2 separate regions of the Homo sapiens genome follow, and region 2 is linked to region 1. A link is a contact called in ENCODE Hi-C data. All regions are on one chromosome and are shown on one strand. The core of a region is the stretch at or near the end of the contact, and the rest is flanking DNA. Distances in the headings are between cores, read along the strand shown.

Region 1 (6,539 bases), core at 1,276-3,775:
CCTTCCTATTAATGATAATCCTCCTCTAATCTCCCCTGGCCAGAAGGAAACAAGCAAGGAAATCTCCAAAGGACCACAAAAAACCCCGGGCTATTGGTTATGTCCCCTTCAAGCTATAGCGGGAGGGGTATTTGGCCCAACCCGGGTACATGTCCCCTTCTCCCTCTCTGATTTAAAGCAGATCAAGGCAGACCTGGGGAAGTTTTCAGATGATCCTGATAGGTACACAGATGTCCTACAGGGTCTAGGCAAACCTTTGACCTCACTTGGAGAGATGTCATGCTACTGTTAGATCAAACCCTGGCGTTTAATGAAAAGAATGCGGCTTTAGCTGCAGCCCAAGAGTTTGGAGATACCTGGTATCTTAGTCAAGTAAATGACAGAATGACAGCCGAAGAAAGGGACAAATTCCCGACTGGTCAGCAAGCCATCCCCAGTATGGATCCCCACTGGGACCTTGACTCAGATCATGGGGACTGAAGTCATAAACATCTGTTGACCTGTGTTCTAGAAGGACTAAGGAGAATTAGAAAAAAGCCCATGAATTATTCAATCGAACTAGAGAAAGAAAAAAATGGCACAAAAACACCTTTTGATCATCTTTACTAAATACAGGTTGTTATGGAACAATTATTAATCTCAGTCTAAAACCTATCTTATGCGGGTAATACATAATGGACTTTTTAAAGCAAATTGTTTTTCAGACATAACGCCACTGATAACACAAGATTAAGTATCTATCTCTTTTTAAAGATGATCCTGATAGGTACATAGATGTCCTACAGGGTCTAGGGCAAACCTTTGACCTCGCTTGCAGAGATGTCGTGCTACTGTTAGATCAAACCCTGGCCTTTAATGAAAAGAATGCGGCTTTAGCTGCAGCCCGAGAGTTTCAATCTTCAGGGGAAATTAAGTTCCCTCTTCACTGGGTAGATTAGAAAATGGTGAGTTGTTTTCTAAATAAGAAGGATCAAATTAGTCAGTTTTGCTACACTGGGAAATCCAACTCTCATGGGATAGTTGTTACCCTGAAAGTAGGTTATCCAGGAGATGAGGGATCAGATGTAACTAAGTGAACAACAGCCAGCCTCCATCCAAGCAAGAGCCCATATTCACAAAGAAGGAAGAGTTGCTGATGCCTTTACGGCAAAGATTAAAAAAAGGCATTTTAGATGTATATTAATTTACTTAATCCTCGTAACAACTCTGAGATATTATCATGCCCATTTTACAGATGAGCAAATGGAGACACAAAGAGATGAAATAATGTGGTCAAGGTTACATGCTAGTAAGTTGCTGATCTGGAATTCTAACCCAGGAAGTCCTGTCTCCAGTGTCTATGATTTCACCCACTACACTATACTTCTTAAGCATGTCAAGAAAGTGAGAACTTTAAATTGATTTAATTAGACTAACTCTGAAAGTCTGAAAATAAAATTGATTCATTGGAAACTTTTCATCAGTCCTTATTTTGGGGGATATTCAATTTAGTGAAATTTAGTATTTCAGTAAAGGTTAATTCACTACATAAAACAATGTGATTTTTTTCCTTTGAGGCACAGTTTAGTATTGTGATCAAGATTTCCCTGACTCTCCCAGCGGTCTGAATTTGGGTAAATCACTTCACTACCCCTTGACTCAAATTCCGTATTTATAAAACAGGTAAATACTGGTATTATCTTCTAAGAGTGTTGTGAGGATACGCAGATTTTTTAAAAAAGCAGTTAAAGCCTTTAAACAGTAATTATAAGCAGTTGTCATAATTATGCCGTTGTTAGACTTCTAGGTCAATGAATCAGAAAATTTAAATCTCAATGTTTGATTATAAAATCTGGTAACAGATGGGTGAAAAGGAACCTGGAATGGGTTTACTCTCCAGGAGTTCACATTTAACTTTTCTTTCCGAAGTTCCGTCTATTAACTCCTGTTCTATGAAGTGGTAGAAAAAGATGAGGTATTAATTTTCTTTCTTAACAAATATTTGAAGGCATAGTTGGTGTTGGCGAAGGGAGATGAGGAAGACATATGTGCTTTCTTATGATATTAAAACCTGGAAGACAATAAAAACGCTGATCAAATAATAAAAAGCGTTACCTATGGCGGAAAAGGAAGCTCAAATGTTCTTGTCAGGGGAAAACGACACAAAAACTGAAAGAGGGAAACAAAACAATTGCACAGGTGATATGCATTAGGGTTGTTAGGGATAATTTCTGCGCCCAAGGCTCTTATTAGTAATGAAATACGGTGTGAGGAGCTGAGATTCGTTCTGCAGTCTCAGTGTTAGTCGGAAAGTAACCCCTCCCTTCCCATAGAAACAGAACCGGACTGGCGGCGCGATTACACCTAAAACAAGTTGCAACCTCATTTCCCTGTAGGCACGCCTCTTTTATCTTAACCACGCCTCTTCATTCCCTAAGCACGTCGTAAGCAAAGGGAATATCGCGAGATCTGTACATTGTCTCTTTTCTGACGTTTTCAGCTGTGATAGTCGCTTTTGTTCTCGCGATATTTCCGGGTACGCGGGAGCCCCGGCGACCCGGGCTTCTGTGAAACATGGCGGTAGGCTGGGACCATAACACAAGGTAAAATACTGAAACACCGCTGGGTGCTGTTCCCTCGGTTGTTCCAGGGCTGTTTAGGGCGTAAATGCAATTGAGGGAACTGGGAGCCTGTCATGGGCTTGGCTTCCTGTCTTCATTGATCTCTAGAGAGCCGGTCGGACGGAGAAGCCGCTCCACCTCCCACGGGGGCGTTACTGGCAGGACCCTAGGCAACGATGCTACTGGGAGCTTCCCTTTGCCAGGTCCGGGTGCTTGTGTGCTATCCTGCAACTCGAAGGAGTTCAGGTGCTTCCTCGATCGCACCTGATTCTGACCCTTTGCTTGTCACAGTGCCCGGTTCCCAGGTGGTTTCTCCAGTCCGCAGGCGAGTAGGATCCCAATCGGTCGAGTCCCAGTCCTCCCGGATGTCAGACTCCCTACCCCCATTCAGACAAATGCCACATTCGTGGCAGCACGTTGCCCTCTGTCTCTTTAAGAGTCTTGGCCTTGCCCGGAAGGAGTTTCGCACAGTGCTTCGGAAAATGAGAAGGGGGCGGGGGAGGGCGAGATGCTGAGAGACAGGTTCGACTGTCACTACTTTTCCTCGGCGCAGGAAACCTTCCGAAGGCAACGTGTCAACTCGTGGTGGAGAATAGCCTTGTTTATCTGTAGTATATAGAGTTGACAGGTCATTGTTTGAGAAAACACGTTTAAATAACTTTTATATTTTAGTGCCCCCGAGACTTAAAGACAAAGTGGCATAATAGCTGTTAAAATGTTGCCAGACTGGTTTTCAGAAGCAATGAAAGTTACAGTTAAAAACAGGATTTATTCATTTGAAGTTGTAATTCAGTATTTCAGTTAATTGCCTAGCCTGATACATTGGACTCCAGTATACAGCAATTATAAAGAATGAGCCTGGCTTGTTCACTGAAAAAAGACATGGTTATTTACCTAATTTGTTTGTTGATATCTTTAAGTTGTTGTAATTATGCCAGTTCTAGTGGAAAACATGAGGAAAAAAATTCTGATTTTTTGGGAGGGTGGGGGTTGGCGGTGCAGGGATGGATAGAGAGAGGAGGATTTTTTTTTTTTTTTTAAATGATGGTGAACTTTAGTATACAGTTGCGTGTTATAATGGCTTCCTGGTACAAATCATAAAAATATATCAAGTTTGAAAGATCTCTCAAAGGAAATCAGGCCTAGTCTGGAACAACGAGAGTTAGGGAAACAACAACAACCACCCACACATTTTCTTTCTTTGGGGATTGATGATTTAAGTGAAAGAAATGGCTATTTTTTTTTTCTTTACCAGAAGTTACTTTTAGGCAGTCAGTGCCTGCTAAAAATCCTATTTAATAGTTTCCCAATATTTATTGTAATTCTGCCTCTTAATGTCATAGTGGTCAAATTATTTAACCTCTCTGTGCCTTAGTTCCTTCATCGGCCAAATGAAATAATGATACTTAACTCATAGGAAGGTTGTGAGGATTGAATGTGTTGAAACATACAAAGCATTTAGAACAATACCTGGCACACAGTAAACACTCAATGCATGTTAGCTCTTGTTATTTTTTATTTTCATTTTCTAACATCTGTAGTTACAAATGTTGCCTTGTTACTTAGTCAAAATGTAGACTGAAGAAGATATTGTTTAAAATAATATCTTTCTGAACTCCAGATTGATTAAACACTCTGATTGGTGTGGTTAATGTGTCCTTAAACTCCCATTATCCAGTTGCTTGTTTTCTTAAATTATTATCCTCTTTTAATGACTAAAGCATAAGTTCTTCCTTTCTATTGCTCTATATAGTCACGTTGTAGTGTGGCTCAGATCTACCCTCTGAGTGCCTTATTAACCCCCATACTCTTTGCTTTTGAGAACATTCATTCTATTGTAAATATATTTCATGTGTCCCTGACCTTTTCCTTAATACTTTTTAACTTTAATTTTCTATACTTTTATTGAGAGCTACTATAGTCTAGTTGTTCTTTGAGGAGGATTATACTTGTCCTTGCTTCACATTGCTACTAGGCACTTTTAAGGTTATTCTGTTATCACTCTATAGTCTCTCTTAACTTTTAGTCTTATCAGTTTATGCCATCCTAACTTCAGGAGATTGTCAACTAACCTCACATACTCTCCCACTTTCCTCAAAGACTTTAACAACTAAATCTCAAATATCCTACAAATCTTTGCTTTTTTTCAGAGAATTAGAAATAGATATTACATGCCTCATTTTTATCTTAACACTGTGAGGTAGCCATTATGTCCTGCTGCCCATCTTTTAAAATAAAATTATGGAGAGAGGATTCTAAGAAGTTGAGTATCTTTCCACACTTGTCACACAACTAGTAAGTGCCTAGGTAATCAGGGTTTTCTGATTATAAACTCACATTTATATTGTCTTCCTTGGCTTCCAAGTAAACCTTTCTGTCACTTAGAATGTCATTAGGTTTATTTGAATTATGTTGGGGTAAACAAACATAATATTTAACTCTGTTGTAAAAGGTCCAAATTTTAAGGTAAAAATAAGTACAATTGAGGGGGTTGGGGGGTTGCTATCTAGTATTTGCAAAGTAAAGCTAAGCTATCTTATAAAATGTTTTTTATTGTAAAGTATTCTAATGCAATATAATCAAGTAATTTAAAATTACAGATAGGTTGTAGTTTTACCTTTTATTTCTGATATTCAGCGATGGCCTGAATTATATTGCCTGTATTAGTTGCCTGGGGCTGCTGTAACAACTTACTATAAGCTGGGAGGCTTAAAACAAAAGAAATTTATTCTCTCACAGTTCTGGAGGCTAGAAGTCTGAAATCAAGGTGTCAGCAAGACTTGAAGACTCTAGGAAAGAATCCTTCTTTGACTCTTCCTGGCTTCTGGGCAATCCTTGCTATGCCTGGGTTTGTAGACACATCACTGTAGTCTCTGCCTTTGTTTTCACATGGCATTTTCCCTTGTGTTTCTCTGTGTCTTCACATGGCCTTCTTAAAAGGACACCAGTCTCAGATTTTGGAGCACCCTGATCCAGTATGATCTCATCTTAATTAGTTATATCTGAAAGACTCAAATATTTCCAAATAAGGCCCATTCATAGATACCAGAGGTTGAGACTTCAACATATCTTGTTCAACGTATCAAATTGTGAGTTGACACAGTTCAGACTGCAACTTGGCCATATGTATTAACCAATTAAATTTTTCTCATATTGCCAAATATGTATTAAAAATAGAAGTTAACTCAAAACTTGGGTAGCAGGAAATAACTTTTGTCTTCATTTTTCTTTGGAGAATTAAACTTAACTGAGCAGACTATAAAAAGTTCATGAATTCTGTATTTTAATTTTGGTAAAGCATTTAATAGTCTCATTATATTCAGATGGATACAATGATGAAATATAGGCTGTGTGACTTTACTTACAGTGAGTGTTGATAATGTCTGTGTTCCAACCTGAAAGGGAGTCTCTTATGTCTTAGGAAGTTTTTCAAAATACAGTCACCCCTCCATATCTGTGGATTCTGCATCTGTGGACTCAACCAGTTGCAGATTGAAAATATTCAAGAAGGAAAAATTGCATGCCTACTGAACAAGTATTGTGTCTGTACTGAATACTTACAGACTTCTTTCTTTTCATTATTTCCTAAACAGTACAACTATTTACATAGCATTTACATTATATTAGGTTTTATAAGTAGTCTAAAGATCATTTAAAGTATACAAGAGGATGTGCATAGGTTATATGCAAAAACTACACCATTTTATGTCAGTGACTTGAGCATCTGAGAATTTTGATATCCAAGGGAGGTCCTGGAACCAATACCCCATGGATACTGAGGGACAACTGTCTTGTCTTAGCTCCAGCTGTTATCAGTGACTTTCTGGAGTTTATTTATGTTTGTTTTGTTTTTTAATATTCAAGACAGTTTAAGGAGAGACATCAAAGAAAACAGACATAGTACTGGAGATTGTCAAGGTATGAATAGCAGCACCAACC
Region 2 (6,168 bases), core at 1,772-4,271, 4.6 Mb before region 1:
CTGGCTCCATTTCCCTGAGCTTATGTTTTAGTGCCTTCAGTAAGGATTCACTTAGCCATAATGAACCACTTTCCTTTAAGGAAATCCTTCATAACTCTACACAAGGGAGAATATAAACATGCATATGGTATACTACCATACCCAGACTTACTTTTTCAAGATGAAATTTTCATGATGAAATAACAGGTATTTTTCTGAAAAGTGAGCCTGTCTAAAGTTATATATCTTCTTTTGGCCTTTCTGACATGCTGTTTCAGAATTTGAAAGTGTTCTTATGTTCTTGAATTGTATACTCCACTTAATCTAAATCACCAAATCAGACCATGCCATTTCCTTGATTAAAATTAAGGTCTTTACATTACATGCTAAAGTTCAAAGTCCTCTCTGTGACACATAAGGGCATTCATGACCTACTTCTCTAGCCTTACATCCCTCTACTTTTTAATCCTGTAATTCCAAGACCAATTCCCTGCAACTCGTTGTTCAATGCCTTTCTTCCTTTTCTTATGTTGTTTGTCTCCCCAGGATTAATTCCCCACCCTACACAGCCCTATCCGTTCATCAAGACTCAGCTCTGGTACCATCTTCTCTGTGAGGACTTACCAAATGCCACATACTCCCCTCCCTCCCAGAAAAGCAGTAAGTGTTCCCCTGCTCCTTCTCTGTATCCTCATAGCATCTTATGTTTACCACTCTATCATAACTGACACTACTGAAATCATCTCTTAAGGTTAAAAATAATTATTAGAGTTAATATTTACTGAACCCTTACTATATCTCTGGCACTGTTCGAAGCATCTTCCATTTATTAAGTTTCTTTGTTCCTTTATAACAGTTCTATAAGGCAGATTCTATTGTTATTCTTATTTAATACATGAAGACATGGAGCCACTAAGGGTTAACCTGTCCATGGTAACAAAACTGGTTAAGTGGCAGGGAGAGAATTCTAACCCAGGCAATCTACCTCCAGGGCCTGCACTGTTATCACATCAAAAGTCCTCAGGTAAAGTCTGTTTTCCCTAATGAATATATACGTTTTACAAGAAAAAGACTGCCTCATTTATCTCTGTAGTCCCAGTCCCTAGCACATGGAATAAGTTCAGTAAGTATTTATTGAACTGGTTTGACTCACTTAACAAATATTTACTTCAGATTTTACAAATAAGTTATTCAAGTATTTAAATACGAATTTATTCTAAAATGGAGATGGAGGATTTAAATTTACCTTTACATAATATACAAAAATACAAAGTTACAAAGTGTTAAAGACATTTTTCACCAAATCTCATAAAACTAATTCATTGTAATTGTGGACCTGACTACACATAAACTTGTAATTAAGTATTTTGAAACATACCTTGTTTCTGGGTTGTACCTTGCAGAAAAGCAAATATAGTAAATAGAAGTTGCCAACACTGAAGAGAAGATTAACAAATCTGAGCATCCCAATGGAGCAGACAACATGTTCAGACCATCCAAAGATCCAAATGGCAGGTTTGATCACTCCAATTGACACCAGGTACAAGCCAGGTAATGTAGTAATCATGGGATCCCACTTTAAAATGAAAGAAAATGAAGTAAAAGCAAGAGGTAATAGGAACAAGACAGGCACAAATATGTCAAGCCCAAGTCTCATCTCCAGCAACAATCAGAAATTTTGAGAAGTTATTCTATGACAAGATTAAGTAAGTCCTTGGCAGAACAGGATTCGTTTTTCTTATTTTTTGCCCCCGGACCAGCTTAGTGATGGTTCAGGTAGCAGCAACCAATAAACAACAACAACTTAAAATCTATTTCTATTTTCCAAGAAATGTTCTTTAAAAGCCTTTATTTTGATAAATAAACTGCAAATGTTCCAGTTTTTAAAAGCATGGAAACATTGTTTGGGACTCTTAAGTTTAGGAAAACATTTGGACCACAGGCTCCATGATGACAGCTAACATAAACTGAGACAGAAATTGTTGCCAAACCCTCTGTATTAACGTTACAATATGCCCTATAGTAAAGATTATTGTCATTTTGCAGATGAGTAACCTGAATTTCTGAAACTCAGAACATCTCCAAGATCACAAAACTAGTAAATCACAGCACCAAGATTTAAGATCAGATCTTTCTCTAAAACAGACTTTATATTTCTAGCCAGTACCCTATATTGTGTCACCAGAGAAGCAGGGGATGCTTATTTTGATATTTATATGTACATACTTGCACAGTCAAATATATACTCAAAAATGATGTGACTTGACTGGTTGCCAGTTTATCCAGTTAACAGTTCACTAAAAATACCCAGGGAAGGAATTTGTGATTATAAATTGTCACTTTTTGGTAGCTGAAGATCCCTCCAGTCCACCCTATCCCACCCCTAAAATGCACAGTGAGGTGCTTGACAGGTGAGCTAAAGGAAAGTTTTCTGGTATTTCCAAGGAGCACCCGAATGCCTTTAATCCTAAAACAAGGAAAGACAAAGTGGGATCGATATCGTCAGCTGCCAAGAGGAGGGCTCAGTTCCCCGTTGAGTATTCTCCCAGATCACTCCTTCCTGGAGGACAGATCTGCTGTTTATTCATTCATTTAATAAATATTTCACAGATCTCAGAGACAGGAACAAAAGACTATACCCAGTTTCTTTCATGTTCTGAGGCTTGAGGGGGTGGAACAGGACGAGTGAAGTCTAAGGATGGGAGGACGTGGGGACGCTGGGACCTCTCAGGCCTCTCCTGGGGTGGGGACAGGTTGGGGACCCCACCTGGGAAAGGGAGAAATGGCCCTCACAGTAGCGCTGCGCCTGAGGCAGGTGGAAGATCTCGTCCATGTAGGGCTCTCGCAACGCCCGGCTGAAGGCGGAGAAGAGGAGGCAGGATACTAAAAAGGTACAGCTCAAGGCGGCCGAGAAATAGTAACCTTCCAGCTGCGCCATTCCAGCTCCCACAGCCACTGCCCAAGAACCTACTCCTGGAAAATTCTGAGCCTGGAAACCCGAGCTGGAAACTTGGGCTCGAAATGGGCGCGCTAGGCGGGACTAGCCAGACGGGGCCACATACCGGAAGGCAAAGGATGCTGGGAGAGCGCGGATCCGGAAAGATCGGGTCGCTGTTTCCCGGAGTGACGGGTTTAGATAACGGACCGGATGATTACCCTCTCAATCGCATTGCCCGGGGCGCACAAAGTGTCAAAACTTCCGGAAGGGGCGGGTCTCGGATTTCGCCAGCGCGGGAGGTGCGTGGCTTGCTGCTTAGAAAAAAAAAAAAAAAAAAAAAAAAAAAAAAGCCGCTTCTTAGCTTGGATCTTTTTTCCTGCTCACTTCCATCACTTACCAGAAGGTGGCGACGTTTCCCCACGTTTCCAATTCCAAGCCCTAAAATGGACACATTTTTTCCCCCGTTATTTCTGTTATTTCTCTCCAGTGATCCGAATTAATTAAACCCTCAATTCCAAGACATTTCATTCCATCAACTTTGGAGTGTAGGAAGGGTGCGTTGGTTGTGATAGCAAAGACTGAGAGTTTTAGATGAAAACTTGAAGAACCAGAGACCCGTCAATGCCGAATGAACTTCAGTGAGAGGAGTGTTTGTTCGTTTGTTTGTTTAGGTTAAAAGAGAACTCTTTCAAAATGTGGATGCTCTCAGAGGATTTAGTTAAATTGACATTCCTAGTGCACTTTCATAGTCATATTACCCTGTAGGATTTGGAAAATACATATATATTTTAGAATTCGGGATGTTTTAGGTGTGCCTGTAAATTTGGTTGTTAATATCTGTAAGGCAGCCTTCTGTTTTTCCTACTAAATCATAAGCGTGAACATCTTAGTGGGTGGCATTATACATCCTTTATGTTTGTAGTCCCCAAAATGGCTTTCACACAGTAGGCACTTAAATTTGTGGACTTTTATAGGCTGTGTAGACATCATCAAATTCCTGTATTCTGGGATTAGGTGCTGGGGGCAGGAGATGAGGTAAATAATTTGAAGAATGCCGAAGATAAATTATGTGTTGTAATTTTGTCTTGAGCATGGTTGGCCATGTTTTGTAGAAAAACTATTTCTCAGGTAACCTCAATCAGGTTGCCTTTGGCAGGAATATATCAGAATTTAGGCGGGATTTAAGGTTGCAAACCTCAGAGTTCTCAATTGAGCTCTTTTTCTGGGTTAAAACTAATTCAGTATTTCTAAACTTAAGAAAGTTTCTTAAATTAAGCTGACTGCCTTTCCATTCTGTCTCTGCCTGTTTCCTCAATGATAAGAGGAAGTAGTGGTGAATGAGGGCTGGGATGGGAACATTTACATTACTGGAATAAAGTCATGTGAGGATCCTACTCTGATGTGATGCTTAGCTTTGTTTTAACCATTATCTCCCATTTTATTGTTGAGTCCATGCTGTACTTATCTGTTTAAGTCACTTGTAACACATCTCCAGATGATTCAGTCTTCAAGAGGTTGATGTGATCTACAAGTAATTAGCTCCTGACCTGTTGACCTGCTAAATCGTGTTATATATACTCTGCAGCTTACTGACCCACCCTAGAAATAGTGGGTCGTTTTTAAAGGGAGTAGAACAAGACTAGACATTTATGCTCTCCATTTTTCTTCATAACAATTGCCACCAATAGTTTATGTTAAACATTTGACTCCTATACATGCTGCACACATCCCTTTACATAAAATGGAAAGTTTCAAGGAAATATGGGGTTCTAGAATGGGTAGGGATCTTTATTAATAATCTACTTGACTTCATGTTATAAAAGAAGTTGGTTTTAAAAAAATGAATGATTTACCTAAAATTACATAAAAAATTAGTGTCAGAACCAAGTGTAGGAATTAGAAAATCAGACCAAGAGTAATAAAATAACTTCATAGCCTTATAGGTTAAAATAATCTACAATGTATACTGAACTGAATGTTTCACTAGTCCCAATAACTTTACATTTACATTCCACTCTCCTCTGTTTCCATACACCAAGTTGAAATACAAGTTTCATCTTTTAAAAAAATGTTCATGTTACAGACTAATTACATCAAAATCTGCTGGGGGAACATTGTGAAAAACTAGATTGTAGAGAGCCATCTCAAATCACTGAATAATAATCTTCATATTTGGAAACGATTGATGTAAAACATATTACCTGAGAATGCTAAGAAGCTCCATGGGCCCAGTAGAGTTCTTTGTAGAGTACTTCACTCGTTTGTTAGTTATTTTTACTATCTGCAAATCGATGAAGCTGTTGTCACTTTTCTACTCTTAGATTACAACATCTTTGATAATCTTGAAATGCTTTCCAAAGCTCTGCTCCTAAATCAAGACCTATTAAAATAGCTACCTCTGGGGTTTTAATGAAATAGATTACATATTATTAGACCTATCATTTAAAACTAGATCAGCATTAATTTCAACTTACATTTTCCATTCAGAATTCCAACTGCCATTTTCCATAGATGTTTGTGAAAAAGAGTCATTAGGATGAGCAATCCCATTGTCATTGCACATCAACTATTTATTTGTGCTACTTGAATTATGATAAGTAAGTTATGGCAGAAAAATGGGCAATTTCTGTTGGGGTTCTAAGGATAGGTTGTTTTAGCAAGAAATAAATCTTTTTTGTTTATAAGCCATTAAGATTTTGACTTTATTTCTCCTGTATAACCTAGCTTACTTTGATCAATTAAGACATTCCTAATTTGATGAACTCGCATAACATTGCATATACTTAACTGTTTGAAACAGCCATATCTGAACAGTGAATTTCCCCAAAGGCTGTAACTGTAATAACTTTGAAGTATTAGTCCAAGAAACACCCTGCCTCTTATTGCACCCCTTTTCACTTGTTGCTGAATGAAAACATTGGCCACTTGCTAATCAGAGTGACGGTTTACTCCTTTCTAGGTGACAATTCGTTCTAGCTACAGCAGAGTACTGCACCCTGGGCCAAAAATCACAGATGATAAGCTCTAAAATGCAACTATACCCTTGAGGTCAATCTTAACATATCAATTTAAAATCTATATTTTAAAATTAATGAATCAATTAAAAAAAACACACACATTTTAGTACAAAAGCATTAGCAAGTATTTTAGCTCTACTGAAAATGTCTTGAAGACATTGTATAGGGGACTGGTTAAACCTAAGTAACACACACACGGAGAGACCCTTCTAAAAAACAATAATATTTATTTGG

Evidence for each region. Hi-C counts contacts between places; a loop is a spot of excess contacts on that map. Pooled maps may share reads with other maps.
Region 2: a loop to region 1 is called in a map of CD8-positive, alpha-beta T cell, with 20 times the contacts of the local background. The contact joins the promoter of ALG10 here to the promoter of ERGIC2 in region 1. A Hi-C loop is called at or near these places in 5 of 168 maps with a recorded cell type or tissue (B cell, CD4-positive, alpha-beta T cell, CD4-positive, alpha-beta memory T cell and 1 more), 3 of 37 single-sample maps with no recorded cell type and 16 of 50 pooled maps.

Annotation. Positions count from the first base shown.
Region 1 is chr12:29,377,158-29,383,696 of GRCh38, reverse strand. It overlaps ERGIC2 (ERGIC and golgi 2), which reads left to right and starts at 2,525. Exons shown (of 14, transcript NM_016570.3): 1 at 2,525-2,582. RefSeq lists an enhancer at 2,793-2,962.
Region 2 is chr12:34,019,349-34,025,516 of GRCh38, reverse strand. It overlaps ALG10 (ALG10 alpha-1,2-glucosyltransferase), which reads right to left and starts at 3,021. Exons shown (of 3, transcript NM_032834.4): 1 at 2,747-3,021; 2 at 1,358-1,555. The coding sequence starts at 2,917. RefSeq lists silencers at 3,015-3,201, 3,115-3,264.